2 separate regions of the Homo sapiens genome follow, and region 2 is linked to region 1. A link is a contact called in ENCODE Hi-C data. All regions are on one chromosome and are shown on one strand. The core of a region is the stretch at or near the end of the contact, and the rest is flanking DNA. Distances in the headings are between cores, read along the strand shown. Region 1 overlaps ADGRD1 (adhesion G protein-coupled receptor D1). Region 2 overlaps SFSWAP (splicing factor SWAP).

Region 1 (3,092 bases), core at 192-2,691:
TCTATAAATAGATTTTACAAAGACACGAACCATCTCAGGCACACTGGTTTATAAACAACATTTCTATAAAGTTTACTCCACCGTGAACTTCCTCCGATGTCCATAAATACACTGTCACGTTGTCACTTTTATGTCTGCACAGCGGCGCATTCTAAACAAGCACCACAGTCTTTTTTTTAAACAGCAATCCCCTGTTGCTGGATCTTAAGGTTTTCTTCCACTTTTTGAAGAAATTTTCAAACAGAACTTGAAGCAAATTCTTTTGCATATCTCAGACTATATGCCTTTAGGATACATTCCCAAGAGGGCATTTCTTGCCAAAGGGAAGCACACTTTTAAGGTTGTTGATATCTTCAATTGTTCATTTCCCGCAGTTGGATACAGAGGGGGCAGCAGCTGAAACCTTTTTCAAGACTCTAGTCTGCACATTCGTGGTAAGTCCTGACCCCAGGCCCACGCTGCGGGGGAGGAGGGATTGCACCTGGACTAAATGGTCTGAGCGACGCATGTTAGCATGAATGAGCTGGCTCATTAGTTCATGTTGCCTCCGCCACCAGCAGCAGATAGGACATACCTCAAATGTGTTGTGGCAGTATATTACAGTAAATTATGACAATTAGATATTGTACCTTTGTGGGTGCAAAGTCCTACTGTGATCAATGTAAACATGGAAAAACAATGTAATTTTTATGATCCTCATGTGGGATTTCTCCATGTTTTTACTATAAGAGGAACTGCAGGCCGGGCGCGGTGGCTCACGCCTGTAATCCCAGCACTTTGGGAGGCCGAGGCAAGTGGATCACCTGAGGTCAGGAGTTTGAGACCAGCCTGGCCAGCATAGTGAAATGCCGTCTCTACTAAAAATATAAAAATTGGCCGGGTGTGGTGGCATGCACCTGTAGTCCCAGCTACTCAGGAGGCTGAGGCAGGAGAATTGTTTGAACCACGGAGGCAGAGGTTGCAGTGAGCCGAGACCACGCCATTGCACTCCAGCCTGGGCAACAGAGCAAGACTCTGTCTCAAAAAAAAGAGGGTCCAGGCATGGTGGCTCACGCCTGTAATCCCAGCACTTAGGGAGGCCGAGGCGGGTGGATCATGAGGTCAGGAGATCGAGACCATCTTTACTAACATGGTGAAACCCCGTCTCTACTAAAAATACAAAAAATTAGCCAGGCGTGGTGGCAGGTGCCTGTCGTCCCAGCTGCTCAGGAGGCTGAGGCAGGAGAATGGCGTGAACCCGGGAGGCAGAGCTTGCAGTGAGCCGAGATTGTGCCACTGCACTCCAGCCTGGGCGACAGAGCGAGACTCCGTCTCAAAAAAAAAAAAAGAGGAACCGCAAAAGCCCAGCTCCTGAGCATGCCCCGCACCCACCCCGACCGCTGTTCTGCACTCACACCCACTGGTCTGGGGGCCGGGCTCTCTGCTGAAGGGGAAGTCAGGGCAGGGCCTGGCTGGAGGCTCTGTGGAGCTTGGGCCTCTCTGGCGTTGCATTTTGGAGCTCTGGTTGTCTCTATTCCACTTCTCTGCCTCCAGTAGCATCTGCCCACCTGGCCCTTCTTTGTGTGTAAACTCCAGTGTGTGTGTGTGTGTGTGTGTGTGTGTGTGTGTGTGTGTGTGTGAGACACTAGCTGCCTGTCTGGATTCTGCCCCTGACAGCTGGAAATACATCCAGCTGCCTCACCCCCGCCAAGCCTGGCCCAGGCACATGGGTAAGAGGGTTCAGTGGTGCTGAGAGAGAACACGTGCCCAGAACTGGTCCAAAGAGGCCCATGATGGGACGGTGGGTGCAGGGGAGAGGCAGAAGGATATTTGCCCTGGGCTTTATTTCTATAAATGGTGCCAAATTTAGACTTTAGACCTTACCTTCACATGAGGTTATGGACACAGTCTTAGAGAGTCACTGAATTCAAAGAAGACATTTGTCATTCGTGTATAAGGCAGTGTCTCATTGCCCACCATGCTTTCTGTGATGCCTTATGAATTAACATATCTGTTAGAAGTCCTTCAAATGTCTTGTGACAATATATCAAGACAACTATACCTTTGTGAGTTCAAAGCCCTCGCAGGATTCAGGAAAAACACAGCATACATTTTATAACCCTGGTATGGAATTTCCCCATTTTATTTTTTAAGAGAAGAAGAACCTCAAAAAAATTGGAAGAGGCCTGGACCTTTCTGGACCTCTGAGAGGCTACGGGGTACAACTCCAAGCCCTGCGGCATCTGTCCTTAGGGCTCCTGGGAAAGAAAACAGCCTTCCCGAGTGCCCAGTAATGTGGGTTACCGCAAAAGGGTGCGACTGTGGGGGTTGCACAGAGGCCTGGGGCAGCTGACGCTGGTGTCCCCAGACCTGGCTGGCACCACCCACACCCACCTCATGAACGGGCTTCCTGCAACACCTGCCTTGGGCGCTGAGGGGTACAGAAGCCAGGACAACCCCCCGAGCCTCCCGCCACTTCCCTGCCTTGGGCGCTGAGGGGTACAGAAGCCAGGACAAACCCCCAAGCCTCCCGCCACTTCCCTGCACACTCAGAAACAACCCGTTTCACAAGGAAGTCAGCACAGTGCGTTGTGAAATTTTTGTTATGAAACAAATTCCCAGTAGGATTCATGGAAGTTAATTTTTTCCAAAAACTTTGCTGCATTTTAAAATTTCTTTCACTCAATTCAAAATGAGCCTGTCTTGGCCAAATGTCTTTCTGTTCAGGAAGAAAAATAAAAATAAAAAAATTCCATGTGGTGTTAGGTAAGGGTAGATCGAAGGCCATCCATGGTGCCGGTAACCAAGCTTTTCATTTAGTTAACTCAACGCACAAAACAATGACTTCTACCTGAGCAACAGCTTATATTTAAGTATCAATTCACGTCTTCATAGAGTCATAACAAATTCACAATGTGCCTTCCATATTAGCCTTTTAAGGAACTTTGCCTCATGGAGTTGGGCCATCAATACAACAAGGAAAAATCTGAAGGAAAAAGAAACAAGCACAATATTGACAAACTAATTTGATAATTTTTTCTTGTTATAAGCACTGAATCCTAAAACATCCAAAAAATAAAATGAGGAAAGATCTTTTTTGACAAGACAAAAAA
Region 2 (3,495 bases), core at 840-3,339, 790 kb before region 1:
CTGTTAAGTGTAACAATATTTTTCAGGTCAAACTTTTAAATATTTTATTATTTTTGTTTGTTTTGAGGCAGAGTCTTGCTCTGTTGCCGGGGTGGAGTGCAGTGGCGTGATCTCAGCTCACCGCAACCTCCGCCTTCCGGCCTCAAGTGATTCTTGTGCCTCAGCCTCCTGAGTAGCTGGGATTACAGGCATGTGCCATCATGCTCAGCTAATTTTTTTTTTTTTTTTTGTATTTTTAGTAGAGAAAGGGTTTTGCTATTTTGGCCAGGCTGGTCTCAAACTCCTGGCCTCAAGTGAACTGCACACCTCAGCATCCCAAAGTGCTGAGATTACGGGCGTGAACCACCGTGCCCAGCTAAAATATTTTATTGCTTACATAATTCTAACACACAAACGTCCAATGACAAAGCAAGCTCTATATCCAAGAACACCCCCACTCTGGCATTAGTCAGGATTTGCCCACAAGCAATGCTAAATGATCCTTTAAATTAAACATACAATAAATAAAAAGGTAGTAAGCTTTACAACTTCAGAGGCTCAACATCCTAGCTATGGCCTCTCCCATACACACCGAAAGGGAGAGGGCTTCCATTCTGCAAAGAGCAAAGAACACAGGTTTGCGAGCTGAGCACATCCTCTGAGGCGAGCCCTGGGTGGACACCAGAGAAATCAGCTGATGCACTAAAAAAATGCCAGTATCCACGGCCTCTACATCAGGAGCACACGCTGCGCAGAAAGCAAGCCGGCCCAGGGGCTGAAAGACGCCATTGGGAACCTCAACACGGGCACCTGTGAGTGTTCGGGAAGTCAGAGCTGCTGCAGGTCCTTTCAACAAGGCCCGGGATTTCCCCAGGAAAACAAAGAGAGAGCTGAAGAGAAGGAGAGCTGAGACACATACTCCACCCTCGAGTAAGGAGTTTGTTCTGTGACGAGAAGGAAGAGAAACACGTCTTTGCTGTCTTTTTCTGGTGAAGAACTCTCCTCATTTACTCTCTCCACGCTCACAAAATCACTGCACTAATTTGGTGTGTGATTGGTAAGGCGCTGTGTTAAAACAGAGGGGAGATGGAAAAACATGGTCCCTGGCAAACGTCTGTGAAAGACAAAACCAAACGGGCGCGAGACGCCATCTGAGGCACAGTCAAGACAAACAGGAGTGCGAGGAGTCAACTCTCCAGCTGAGTTTCTATTCATATTTCTACTGCCAACTTAATGATTTGAGCCTCCAAACTTTTTTTTTTGCCTTTATCCTAACTAATGCCTGTCATTAATAATACTTATCTCACCACTGTGCTTAAAGACTAGGGCTCCATTTTGAAGCGACGGGACAATCTGAATCAACACTTTCAAATGTCACTTGTAATCAAGTCCAGGTCTATTTATTCCAACAACACGATCATCCTTCACCATGAAGGTGAAAACTAGAGCTGTTGTGACCTCTGCCAGGCTGAATTAAGATGGTTCATTATGTTGACATTACTGCTTTTTTCAGCTTCAAGTGCTAAAAGTGAACAAGGACTGATGCCAAACACAGCTTCCCAGAAACCACAGCTGCCTTTGAGATGCATTTTTAATATTCCAGCAAAAATGATCAAAACGGAAGTCATGTTTGAATGTAGGGGGGCAGACGTACATTGGTTTAGGTAGAGTCCGGGACAAAGCAAATAACTTCTGAAAAATGGTCATTTATGAGAGCATTAACAGCTTACCGCCGGCCACTTCTGTAACACTGGAAATTAACATTGATTAGTCCCCCTGTGTCACGATGAAGTATTTGGCAACAAAATTAGCACATGAACCAGCAACGATTATTTCCTACTGTGGCAAAACAAACCGCTCAAAAGCAGACTGACTTTGTATCTGATTGTATTTGAAAATAAAAGAAATCTTATTTGTGAAGGACACTACATTAACTATGAAAGGGATAACCAACACTGCGGCGTTGCTCTCCATCCCTTCACCCAGCCCCACTGCCCTACCACGTCCTGCCCAGGTGCATCCTCCCACCCCTGCCTCCACTCTGCTCCAGCGCCCCGTGCCCCGCAGCCACACTGTCTCAGCGGAAATGCGGCTCTCATCCTGTCGGTCTCTCGTGCTCACTTATTCTGGCGTCCCAGGCTCTCCACAACTGGCCTCCCATTGTCATTCCGGTTCTGCCTGAGAAAGTGTCTTCCTGAGTGGGGCCACCTGTCCTTTACCACTTGTGGGTCTTTGGCCCTCGTGGGCCCTCACTATTCTGGTAAGCTCCTCAAGGCCTCGCCTGAGCCCCAGGTCCCGGAGCCGCCACTCTCCTCCTGGCTGTGCTGTCCTGATGGAAATGCCCATGTGTGAACAGCAACAGCTCAAATGCAGTCATGGTCACTGGTTAACAAGCAAGCTTCTAATGCATATCCCAAAGCACCTCAGCACCTAGCACACAGCAGAGATTCAGCAAACACAGGCAGGTTTCAGTTCCTATTTCCTTTTCAAACTCTTACTGGAATTGTAAACTTGGCAGATCAGTAACTTGAAAACATTTGTGGGCTGGGTGCAGTGGCTCATGCCTGTCATCCTAGCATCTTGAGAGGCCAAGGCGGGAGAACTGCTTGAGGCCAGGAGTTCAAGACCAGTCTGGGCAATATAGCAAAATCCCATCTCTACCAAAAATACAAAAAAATTTAGCTGGGCATGGTGGCAAGTGCATGTAAGTCCTAGCTACTTTGGAGGCTGAGGTAGGAGGAGTGCTTCAGGCCGGGAGGTCAAGGCTGCAGTGAGCTGTGATGGTACCACTGCATTCTAGCTCGGGCGACAGAGTGAGACTCTCTCAAAAAGAAAAAGAAAAAAAATTTGTGGAATCTAAGAAATCATCCTGCAGTCTGTTGCTACTATGTAAATGACCGCATGAAAAAAGGGGTTCAATGAAGACTTCTCCCTTCTCTTCATCCTGGATTACGAACACACACTAGGAATGAAGAGAGAATGTATGTGATACAGGCAGGAGGCAGGGAAATACTGGTGAGGGCTTCACACTCAAGCCTGGACCCGTGGCCCAAAGTGACAACTATCCCTGTTTTCCCACCTGAATGTTGCCTTTTGGCCTGCTCTGCCCCCTATCCTGTGCCCATAAGAACCCCAGACTCCAGACAAAGGGGACACACACAGAAGAGAAAGCATCTGAGCAAAGAGAGGAGAGGAAGCAGCTGGATGTTGGAGAGGAGTTTGGCTGAGGGATGGCCAGACTCCAGGGGAAAATTATCTTCCTGCTGTACCCCCTTGTCAGCTTCCCTTTCTGCTGAGAGCCACTTCCACAGCTCAATAAAGTCCTCCATATTCACCACCCTTTAATTCGTTCGTGTGACCTGATTCTTGCTGGACGCCGGACAAGAACTCAGGTACCAAGAGGGCAGGGTGTAAAGGCTGTCACCCTGACCCTCCACTGAGCTGATTAACACTCAACACTGATTGTAACACAGGCTTTCTGAGGCTCCAGGGGTCACAGACACCCACTCCCAGATG

Evidence for each region. Hi-C counts contacts between places; a loop is a spot of excess contacts on that map. Pooled maps may share reads with other maps.
Region 2: a loop to region 1 is called in a pooled map, with 15 times the contacts of the local background. The contact joins two enhancer-like sites. A Hi-C loop is called at or near these places in 2 of 37 single-sample maps with no recorded cell type and 3 of 50 pooled maps.

Annotation. Positions count from the first base shown.
Region 1 is chr12:130,978,345-130,981,436 of GRCh38, reverse strand. The region is part of intron 4 of ADGRD1 (adhesion G protein-coupled receptor D1); the gene reads right to left. Among named protein-coding and RNA genes, the nearest start is that of ADGRD1-AS1, 14 kb to the left of the region's middle. RefSeq lists an enhancer at 901-1,891. Within about 2 kb of position 1,441, at least 8 of the 41 ENCODE cell types and tissues checked have a DNase peak (open chromatin) inside an H3K27ac peak, as active enhancers do.
Region 2 is chr12:131,772,670-131,776,164 of GRCh38, reverse strand. All of the region lies in intron 13 of SFSWAP (splicing factor SWAP), which reads right to left. Among named protein-coding and RNA genes, the nearest start is that of MMP17, 54 kb to the left of the region's middle. RefSeq lists enhancers at 1,479-2,103, 2,183-2,372, 2,104-2,729. Within about 2 kb of position 2,089, at least 6 of the 41 ENCODE cell types and tissues checked have a DNase peak (open chromatin) inside an H3K27ac peak, as active enhancers do.